Linked DNA regions of Homo sapiens: region 2 is linked to region 1. Evidence: chromatin contacts called from ENCODE Hi-C or POLR2A ChIA-PET data. All regions are on one chromosome and are shown on one strand. Each heading gives the region's core, a stretch centred on a gene start or an enhancer-like site at or near the end of the contact. The rest is flanking DNA. Distances are from core to core; before and after follow the strand shown. Region 1 overlaps LOC728743 (zinc finger domain-containing protein LOC728743). Region 2 holds the start of GIMAP8 (GTPase, IMAP family member 8).

Region 1 (5,539 bases), core at 3,040-5,539:
TGGGCAGGCCAGGTCAGGATGAGCCCCGCTGATGTGTGCGCCAGTCCTGGAGGGTGGGGGTGGCGGTGGCTAGTATCTGGGCCCTGGGGAAGGCAGCAGCCTCTTGTCTCTACCAGCTCGCCTAAAAGGAAACTCCGTCATTGTCCTCCCTGCAAGCAGCAAGGCCAATGGAATGTCTGAGTCAAAGGCCCTCCTTGGAGGGCAATGGCAAAGTGGCGCTGGGTCTGACAGCAGATGCTGTCCGCCTGGGATCTTGAGCACATGCAGTTTCTGACTGGAGTCTGGGGTGGGAATTGCCATTGTGCGTTAACAACTCCCAGGTGACACCAACGCTGCTGGCCCGGCTTCTCCCTGCTCCACCTCCACCCAGTCCCCATAGCAAGAGTGTGGGTCTGCTGCCTGGAGTCCATCCACCCATCTTCTCATCTCTGGCTTTCCTCTGCTGAACAAAACCTTCCCACTCCCAGCACATGGACTCTAGGTGCAGCTGAGCCCCCTTGGCCATAGGTGCGCGTGTGACAAGGCCTTGCAGAACCCTGCACTCCCCTGGCCACTGAGACGGGTCTAGTAACGGGCACTGACCCGATTCGGGCCAACAAGAGTAGGACCCTCCGCTGTCTCAGATCCATTAGAGAAGGACTGGAAGCTGCCAGGCAGAAGGCTGAGCTGCCGGCTTCTTCCTGGCTGGGTCCGTGTGACCATCGAGTCACTGTACTTTTCACTTACACGAGCTCATCATTTCCTTTTTTGAAATCTGAGTTGAACACAGAACCCTGCCTGATTCACTCCCAACATCACCCACCCACGTTTCAAAGGTGCAGTCCCTAAGTTCCTTACTCACAGGACCCTCCTGGCTGACAGAGGCCATAGAAGAAGTCAGAGTCAGACGACGCAGCACAGGGTCACGGTGCCAAAGCGAGCCCACCGCACTCCAGCCAGGCATTCCATTGACGGGAAGGAAGTTACTTACCCAGGTCTCACGGCCACCCGGCGGCGGGCAGGACAGAAGGTCAGCTGTCCAGAGCGCTCTGCGAGAGGTGGTCTTCAGCCAGGTCCTACTCGGTGGGGAGGCCCAAAGAGCAATGGTAGAGTCTCTGTGCCACGCTGTGCACTCGCGTCCTTTCCATATCTACTTGTTTGCTTCTCACAACGCCATAAGGAAGAGGAGCAGGGAAGGGGACTAACCTCAGGAGAGGCATGTGCCTGGCCGAGACCTCCCATTGGAGACAGACCAGCACAGGGGCCTGGTCTCCCGACTCAAGCACTCTTAGCCGTCCACTGCTCAAGCACTGAGGGAACCGTCCGACGCTTCTCGGCAAGTCTGGCCTCACCGTGGGCTGCGCAGGCAGCAAGGGCTGCAGCCCCTATATGTGTGAGTCAGGTGCAAAGGGCAGTCACTGTGCAGGTGCCAGAAGCCTACAATAGCTCGTCACTGAGGCTCTGATGTGTGTCTTCTAGGGTCTTTGGTCACCAGGCAACCTTGAAACATAATTCCTCAAGAGATGATGGAGGCAGAGACAGAGGCCACCACCCTGCTCCCCGCTAAGCCCCAAATGACCACTCCTTACACAAGCTGATGTTGAGAGAACATTTATTCCACTCAGTCAGCTCCCGCAGGAGTCAGCAACCTGTAGAAATATCCAGGCTGGACGACCACTTCCGTGCACTCCTGCAGAGCCGGGGTGGGGGTGGGGGTCCCTGATGCTCCCACTGCCCCAAGGAGGTAAGAGCCTGAGGCCTCCGACATCCACTTTTGACCCAGGGGAGCCAGCCCACAGCCCAAGAAAAGGCACCCTTGAGTTAACTCACATACCCTCTCCCCACGTGCACTGCCCATTACCGGCCACCGACAAGCTCCAGCGCTTGAGGCACCAGTCAGCCGACAAGTGTTTCCTGAGAGTTAGGAGCCCAGTCCTGTGCTAGACCCTGGTAGGACTCAAGAGGAAATGACAGTCCCTTGCCCTCAGGGAGCTAACTGTCTAGTTAGGGACTCAAGACACACACGGAAGAGACTGGAGCGTCCATGGGACAGCACGCAGTTCGGGGGCAGGGGCTCACACCGGACCTGTTCGGAGCAGGAAGGAGGAATGTGGGCTGGGTGGTTTGGGAAGCCGGGCCCCGTGGATCAGAAGGGCTTAGCTGGGTAGAGGAGAGGAAAGGGGACATGTCCGAGCAGTATAGGGGAAGGCACAGAGGCAGGAACAAGCACAGCACAGTGATGGGCAGAGGGGGACACAAACTGCACCATTAGCACAAAAGGGGCGTGTGTGGAGGTTTCCTCTAGGTCGGCCAAGGATCAGAGCCAGACTGGAAGCTCCTGGGGCTGGGAGCACCTTCTCGTTCTCGGATCTCCCCCTGAGCATTCTGCTATTCCAGGGTGAGGCATACAGTAGGAGGTAACAATGTATGATCCAACCTGCATCGAAGACAGCAAGACTCCAGTGCAGGGATCCACAGGCTGCCCTCCAACCACGCTGACCCAAACCCATCCCAGCCCTGGTCAGTTTTGCCTTTTCTGATGTTCATTCTGGGGAGGCAGGTGAGAACTTGTAGCTTCCAGGCTGACTGGTTCAGGTGTGAAGATGGGAGGAGTCCTTGCCCTGCTGCCTGCCTGGGCCCTGTTCCCTTCAACTGCACTGCTGCATACTCAGAGAACACACAGAAAGATCCTCCACCGACCTCTCACCCTGCCCAGAGCCACAGGCACCAGGAGCGAGGCCCTCATCCTCTTCCTCCCCAGCCCACTGGGCTGAACACTTGGCCAGCTGGGAGGAACCGCTGACTGGGCTTGGTTGGTGGAAGCAGGATTCTTTCTCCCTGGGGCAGACTCAGACCAGACTCAAGCTCCCACCAGCGTCCACAGCAGTCCAGCTTCCCCTGAGACCACACAGTGAAATCAGAGCCCAGGCCAGGAGCAAAGGGCTCCTTTGTGGAAGCCAGCGGCCAGTCAGGCAGAACAAGAAACAAAACCAGAAGAGAAAATCTAGCCCAAGGGACCTCTGCCAATGTCTGGGGAAGGGAAATGAGGCTCCAGAAACCTGACGCACCATTCGTTAGGTCTGGGAGAAGGGAATGACTAAAAAGGGCTCCTCGGAATTCTTTATTCCTGAACAAGGGAAGGAGGCTTGGCCAGGGGGAGGGAGGGGCACTACTTGTACAGTGGCCTTGACTCGGGGCTCAATGTGTGACAGGTAAGGAAAGGGCAGCAGGTGAAGTCCCCAGGGCTGAGGTTCTTAGCCTGGAGTCCAGGGATGGGTTTCATTCAGGGAGTCCAGTGGCTCCTGAAATTGCTTGGGGTTTTTGAGTCTACGTCAGTTATCTGTTTTCCTAGGGAAGGTCCGTAACCTTCATCAGATTTTCCAAGGGCTTCGTGTCTCCAAAGAGCTAAGAAGCACTGCTCAGAAAGGAAAATGAAGCCTGCAGGTTTCATTCACATCTGGAAGAAGGTTTTGCCTCTAGAACCAGGTCTGCCACCAACTTGCTGTGTTAGCTTAGACCAATCACTTCCTGTCTCTGAACTCTAGCCAAGTGGTGGACCAGGCGGGAGCAGAGAAGCCAGCTCTCCACACAGGCATCGTCCTACCACCAGTGGCAGAGAGTGGGGGCCTGTGGCCAGGCAGCCAGGATGAGGTCTGCCCCAGCTGTGATTCCCACCAGGCCTGGAGAGTTTGTCCACCAGAGCTTGGAATCTGCTTCCAATTCCAGGCTCCAACCAGTCACCTCCACTGGTCACCGCAGTGCACCTCTTGAGGCAGGTCTTCTTACTGGATGTGTCCTCATGCCCGGGTGCAGTGCCAGCCAGGCCTCCATGGAACTCCATTCCTGGTCTCCGTGTCCAGATGGGTTCTGCACCTATCGGGTCTTAAGATCCTGCCCACTCTGCAACTGTCGACAGAAACAAAGAGATCAGGATCAGGTGTGGAGCCGTGACATGGCCCTGCCCAGCCACCCCTCTGGGGCTAGGAGGGAGCGATCAGCTGGCCTACCCTGAATCTGTCCTAGGGTTTGAATGAATCCTCTTTGTCCCCTACCAAGCACTGCAAGGATTACGAATCCCATTTACAGATGAGACACCTTGGGTTCAGGGCATTTTGGTGACTGACTCCAGGTGTCCGAAGCCCCTGTTTAATTTCATCTTTGCCACCAATGCTAGTCTACAGCACCTGGGAGTGGTAGGCAGAGGACAGTCTCCGAGGAGCCATAGCCACATAGCACTGAGGATGGGCAGAGGGGGCAGTGGGGAGGGACGAGTCTCCAGCACCCAGCACAGGACTGAATGTGCAGGTCCCCTCGAAGCCCCAGCTCCCTTCCTCCCAAACCACTCCCAGGGATGCCATGTCCCCTTCAAACACCCGTACCACCCCTAACACCCCTGCCCCAGCTCCTATCACATGGCCCCAAATCCTCCCTGCTCCATCGTCCACTTTTTAAGCAGTGAAGCTAAAAGGTTCTGGGATTCAGAATCCAAAACAAAGCCCTGGCTTCCACCTGTTGTACCCCTAAGTACCAACTGTGGTGTAGGCAAGCTTGGCAAACCTGTTTCCTCATCTGCCAAAAGGCTGAAGAGGCCCGTGCCTCAGAGCGCCAGCTTGGAACCAGAGGTCCTGGAGCAGAGTCCTGGCTGCCCCCTTTCTCACTGCCAGACCTTGGCCAGGCCTCTTAGCTGGGGGCCTTATGTTCTCTTGCCCAGATGACCCAAGCCCCTCGAGGCTCCAGCTCTTCCCACATCAGTCTGTCCTCACAGTGCCTCTGATTCTCCTCCTAAAGCATAAGTCTGAGATCATAGCACTCATCTCATTAAAAATCTCAGTGTCCCCACCCCCTGACCACGAAGTCCTTTGTAGGGCAAACCTCCCCTTGGGACACCTGGAGACAGTCACTGAACTATCAGGACCCCCCCTCCCTTGAAAACACCCTTCTACACACTTGCTCTTCCTAGAACAATTTTATTTGTCCCCATGACCTGGTTCAAAGCCATCAAACTCCCCTGGGTGACGAAGAGAAACCAGTCACCCTCCTCGGTCTCACCCCAGAGCACTTTGTAGGTTGGCCCCGCGTCACACACCGAGTGTGAGCACCCCGTGTCAGGGCCTGCGGTCCTCATGTGTGTCTCTGGGAGAGCCCAGCCCGGCACAGTCAGTGGCACATGGTGTGGCAGAATCAACTAAGGCTCTGTGCACCAGTGACCTCACCCTCTCTCATCCAGTAGCTGCAATATATCCCAGCGAGGAAGAGTCCCTCATCTATATCCCCAACTTACAGATGAGTAAACTGAAACATGAAGTGAAATGACATCTCAAGGACAGCAGAGAGTGTGTACAGGAGCCAGGAGGCCTAGGGGCTGAGGTTGGGCGTGGGGTTTGTGGAAAGTGGCCTCTCCAAGTCTCTTTCAACTCTGACATTCTGGGGATGAAGATCCGGTAAGCAGCTCATCACAGAGAAACCTACAGCCCGGTACCCAGACCGCCCCACCTGCCATCAAGAATCAACACCACGCACTCCACCCCCACCACTCCCAGCCCTGAGAGGGGCTCTGGCC
Region 2 (5,539 bases), core at 1,629-4,128, 41 kb before region 1:
TGGCACTCAGGGGAGAGGCTGCACTGCAGGGAATGACCCAGGGAGGTAGTAAAGGCAGTGGCAGGGCCCACTTTCGAAAAGGGCGAGGCAAAGCCCACAAGGGCCTTGGCAGAGGCCTCTCTCTGGAATCATCTGGATGGCTGCACGGCACGGGGCAGAGCCCACCGCAGCTTCAGACACCTCAGAACCTCAGAACCGGTCCACCAGGGGAAAAATATTTCCGGTGGGTTCAAACCTAATCAGCACCGGGGATCTTCTAAGAGCATCTTTCACCCAGATACACCCTATGGAGAGAAGCTCTCACACTAATGCCCTATCTCCTCTCTCTCCTCAATTTTCTTCATAACATTGATTCTATCTGATATTATTTATATTTTATAATTATTTATTAATTTTATTTTTAAATGTCTAAATGTTCTCTGTACTACCCTTGGTACAAAGCTCCATAACAGCATGTGCTGAAACTCCAAACATGCCTGTTTTGTTCTGTGTCCCCAGGCCCTAACATTGTGCCTGGCATGTAGTATATGCCCAATACGTGGAGGTAAAGGAATGAACGATCACAGGAGAGACAGAAATGTGAAGAAAAGAAGAAAAACGGTTTTTAGAACTGAGAGGGAGGCCGGGCGCAGTGGCTCACGCCTGTAACCCCAACACTTTCAGAGGCCAAGGCAGGTAGATCCCTCGAGATCAGGAGTTTGAGACCAGCCTGGTCAACATGATGAAATCCCCGTCTTTATTAAAAGTACAAAAATTAGCCAGGCATGGTGGTGGGTGCCTGTAGTTCCACTCGCATGTATATATATATATATATATATATATATATATATATCTCACACACACACACACACACATATACACACATATATATACATATATACACATATATACATATATACATACATATATACATATATATACATATATACATACACACACACATATATATGCAAGTGAAGTGAGATGTCTCTGTAAATTAATTTAAGAAAAAAAGACACTAGTGAGAAAACAGCAAGCTGAAGGAAGCAGAGGCCTCCCACAGGTCTGAAGAAGAAAGAAATTTCTTTCCCAATTAAGCGACACAGCCTTGCATGGTTCCCCAGCAGAGTATGACCAAACCAATGAGTCTTGGCTGGACTCCTGCCTGCAGCTCCACATGATGTCAGGACCTACACACACACACCCACATACACACACGCACATGCACACTCCTACCACACATACAGCTTCCCAGCCAGTAGCACTTCACCCCAACATGTAGAAAGTGCACTTAAGGACAAAAAGGTACCCAAACTCACCCTCACTCACGCTCTGCCAGCCCACATTTCCCTCTGCTCAATTTCCCAGGCCACTCTGGAGACCCCAGCAGAGCAACTGAGAGAAAAAGAGAGCGTTCTTCCTATAATTCACTGAAGACTGTAAAGGCAGCCTCTGCCTCCTTCTCAGGAAACAGCCCAAGGCAAACGTGGACTCAGGCATCTGAGCACAGCATCCAGCCATGCGGGGATTCATCCCACATCTAATCGCAGTTCCCACTTACAGAGCAGGGTGGTTGGAGATGCCTCCAGAGCCCAGCGTGGGGAAGACCTTAGACCCAGCCCAGCAGGGCAACCATCAAGAGGAAGGGAAGAGGTTAACTGCTGAGGACCAGGTTGGCTGAAATGTAGGTGAAATCAGAAATATTGCTTTTGGTAAGGTCTTGACCCCTCCAATCCCTCCAATGCCCAGTTCACAGAATCCTAACTGTGCAAGGGGCAGGAAAGATCAGAAAAGCAGACGTGGAAAAATCAGCATCCCCCACCCCCTGCTTTGCGGGAGGAGCTCCGCTGGCTTCCTCCTGGGGGCTGCTCTGCGGCACCATCTAGCTTCATGGGGCATCTGACCGGCTGCTTCCGCCTGCTTCTTCCTCCCTTCTGCCAGTCTCAGCCCTCCTCCTCTTCAGGGCTCACACCCACTCCCCGACACGCCTTCTTTTAGGACAGCCACTCTCATAGATGTCTGGGAATATGCCTCTGTCCCCATCCTGCCGAATCTACTCCCCAGCAGGCTGGGGAGACACGCTTTGGACCAGGAGGAAAGCTTCCCAGGGCCCCTGCCATTCAACTCTGCCATTCAACCCTGCCATTCAACCCAGCCTCCTCTCCCATGGCTGAGCAGGCTGCCTTCCCGGTGCCAAGCCCATCCTCCCCCACAGCCATGCACCAGTGCACACACATCTACACACGAGTGCACATGTCACACATGCACTGCGGTCGTGTCCCATGGGGTCCCACGGCGTCCCACAGTCTCCGAGGCTCCGCAATCCACCTGGCTCTATCCCTCCATCTCTCACCTGGGTGGAAGCAGCTGCTGGTCCCCCAGGGCACAGGATGTGAGGAAGGTGAGGAGGGTGAGGGGAGAATGGCCGGAGAGCGACCCTCTTCCCAGGCCCTGGTCTTCCTGGCAGGAGGGTTTCGGGTGTTTCTGCAAAGGAAGAGATTTCTAGAAATAGCCTTCACATCCACAGAGGCATAAATGCAGTCGGAGAGGAAGTTCCCTGTGCAGGCCACAGGCTCAGAACCTCGAGAGCCGTCGGGGCTCAGGGAGGAGCCAGCATCGGGGACACACGCGCCTTCCCTGGGTGCTGAGCGCCTCGTGGGGTCACAACACAGCAGAAACTGAGGAGCCCGGCCCGTCCCGCAGCTGCAGACTGAGAGGAGGGAGGAGAAATGACAGCAGAGGCTTGGCCAGGGGCTGGGGCGCCGGGGCCGGTGCCAGGCTGAGCTTCAGAAGGGCTGCAAGAACAGGGGCTTGGATAGGGCAGGAAAAGGACGTCAAGCCAGTTCCTGTTCCTGAGAGGACAGAGATTGTGGCGCCGCTACAAGCTCTGAGCAAAGCCAGCTCCGGGCCTCTGTGTGCCCTTAAGTGGCCTTTAGGACTTCCTCTCACAAGTCCTTCCTCGCTTCCCTTCCCTTCCCTAAAACCCACAACCCGGGGAACTCCAAGCCTGACAGACCAACGCTGCTTCTCAGGGAATGAATGCTTTTCCCCAGCTTGCAAAACGTGAAATGCTAGACTTCGATGCTTTCAAATATTTCACAAAATGAAATCCCTTTTGTGAAAGAACATAGTGTCCAAACTACCTGGTCTCTACTTCATAAGGAAGTCAAACACGGAGGAAGACTTCTTAAAAAATGTTTACTAGGGTAAAAATGATGTAACATTAATAGTACCATCCTAACCATTTCTAAGTGTATAGCCCACAGTAGAAAGTACATTCACATGGTTGTGTGCCAGATCTGCAGGACTTTTCATCCTGCAGCACCCAAACTCTCCCCATTACACCCCAACTCACCTCCCCGAACCCCAGCCCGGGTAACCACCGTTCTACTTTCCGTTTCTATGATTTTTTTTTTTTTTTTGAGACAGAGTCTTGCTCTGTCGCCCAGGCTGGAGTGCAATGGTGTGATCTCGGCTCACTGCAACCTCCACCTCCCGAGTTCAAGCAATTCTCCTGCCCCAGCCTCCCGAGTAGCTGGGATTACAGGTTCCCGCCACCACACACGGCTAATATTTGTATTTTTAGTAGAAACGGGGTTTCACCATGTTGGCCAGGCTGGTCTTGAACTCCTGACCTCAAGTGATCCACCTGCCTCAGCCTCCCAAAGCGCTGGGATTACAGGTGTGAGCCACCACACCCGGCCTGTTTCTATGATTTTTGGCAACGTCAGATACTCATGTGAGTGGAGTCCCACAGTGTCTGCCCTCCTGAGACTGAGCAGAATGCCCTAGAGGTTCATCCAAGTGAGTGCGGGACCCTCTGCGCTCTGCACAGCAGGGCCCTCTTCACAGGATGCAGAGGCTAGGGCCTCGAGGGACTGGAGCTCAAGTTAGTTTTCCAAATGTCTGAGGTGGTGCTAAGCTTTCCAAAGGGACCCCGCAGAAGGAGGAGCAGTGGGGGTGGCTGAAGTAGAGGGGCATGCTTCAGATATGAAGTCTCTACAGTAGTCAAAACCACAGGCTTTGGGGAGCTGCTGTCAGCCTATCACATCCCGAGGGATCCACCCTCCCCCTGGACTGGTCTTCATGCGCCAGCCTTGAGGACTGCTCTACCTTGTTATGAACCTGAGGGAAACCCTGGTTATGCTGGGATGGCTCAAGAAGAGCTTTGGGGACACACAGGACACATCTTGATGGGGAAAGCTGACAAAGCCCTTCCCATGTCCCACTCTACCTGTCTCCTCATTGAAAGAGGATCTATTTTGGAAGAACCCCACCCTTCCTTTACAGTAGGTCAACGCACATAAAACCAACTCATTATAATGAAAAGACAAAAACCCGAAGCCAGGTACTGCAGTTCATCCCCGCTGGGGTACTAACAGAGGCAGAGGCTCAGCAAGAAACTGTTTCCCCAAAATAGAGAAGAAAAGGCTCACTCATTCTTAAATGAAATATTAAGCATCCAGGGATTGCTCTAAGTAAAACTGAAGCTGCAAATAACTCCTCAAAGATTCAGCAAGTCGATTATTTGCTGAGTTGACCATTTTGCAAAATGATCTTTCAGCAAATCAGCTCCTAGAGAATTGATTTCCGTGCAGAAGGCAGGCTGCCGGGTTCTGGTTTGGCACCGATCTGAGGCAGGATGGGGGCTCCCTGCCCCCTAGTGGCTTTGTGGCTAATGACAAGTGCAGCAAAATGCTCCCCAGCGGGCCGAGAGCCCTGACTCAGCAGGCAGGTGAAACACTGGGGAGAAGTTCTAGACTTCCAGAAATCGAATAAGCCAGGAAGACACATGTTATGCAAGCAAGGAGAAATCTACCAGGACCAAGCACCGTATTAGACACAGAGGGCACAAAGATTAGCAAGGCAAATACCTGACTCAAAGGGGCCCTAACTCAGTCTGAGGATGGGGAAGAGACTACGCTGTGGTCACGAAACGAGGTAATGTGCTGTGATAGAGATGCGTCCAGGCTGCCACGCAAGTGAGGAGGAGACGATGTAAACCCCGCAAGATGGAAAAACAACCAATTGGGGAAATAAACTTATAAACAAATCCGTAAACCCGCCATTTCCTGTGGCAGGTACTGACGGAGTGGTAGAGACGGAGTTTCACTATGTCCTGCCATGGAGAAGATTGTAAGGCACAGTGAAGGGAAGGCCGCGCGGGAAAGGTAATGCCTAAGTCTTGAAGGGCTGTAACATTTGCCTGTCAGATGACGGAGGGAGGACGCCTCAGGCAGACGGAGAATGGCAAACGCCACCGGCATCGGGGCCCTAAGACAGCCCAGCAGGTGCGAGAAAACGCAGTCAGGCTGGAGACAGAAGGACCGGTCAGAGGCTGCTGCAGCACCCAAGCTAGAAATGAGGAGAACTAACGCAGAGACAGCAGCAAGGGGAACAGATTTATTACAAATAGAAACAATAAGGCCGGGCCTGGTGGCTCATGCCTGTAATCCCAGCACTTCCTGGGAGGCCGAGGCCGGCGGCTCAACTGAGGTCAGGAATTCGAGACCACCCTGACCAACATGGTCAAACCCCGTCTCTACTAAAAATACAAAAA

Evidence for each region. A loop is a pair of places that touch in the nucleus more often than their neighbours do. ChIA-PET counts read pairs that join two places held with the same protein, here RNA polymerase II (POLR2A). Pooled maps may share reads with other maps.
Region 2: a map of naive thymus-derived CD4-positive, alpha-beta T cell shows a loop between it and region 1 (4-fold over the local background). The contact joins the promoter of GIMAP8 here to the enhancer-like site in region 1. A Hi-C loop is called at or near these places in 2 of 168 maps with a recorded cell type or tissue (PC-3 and naive thymus-derived CD4-positive, alpha-beta T cell) and 8 of 50 pooled maps. POLR2A ChIA-PET finds 5 or more read pairs at or near these places in 11 of 52 experiments (CD4-positive, alpha-beta T cell, CD4-positive, alpha-beta memory T cell, CD8-positive, alpha-beta memory T cell and 7 more).

The regions. Positions count from the first base shown.
Region 1 is chr7:150,408,506-150,414,044 of GRCh38, reverse strand. LOC728743 (zinc finger domain-containing protein LOC728743) reads right to left here. Exons shown (of 3, transcript NM_001395976.1): 3 at 1,575-3,885. Among named protein-coding and RNA genes, the nearest start is that of LINC00996, 22 kb to the left of the region's middle. Within about 2 kb of position 4,289, at least 2 of the 41 ENCODE cell types and tissues checked have a DNase peak (open chromatin) inside an H3K27ac peak, as active enhancers do.
Region 2 is chr7:150,447,969-150,453,507 of GRCh38, reverse strand. It overlaps GIMAP8 (GTPase, IMAP family member 8), which reads right to left and starts at 2,878. Exons shown (of 5, transcript NM_175571.4): 1 at 2,333-2,878. LINC00996 (long intergenic non-protein coding RNA 996) reads right to left here. Exons shown (of 4, transcript NR_034033.1): 4 at 5,368-5,539.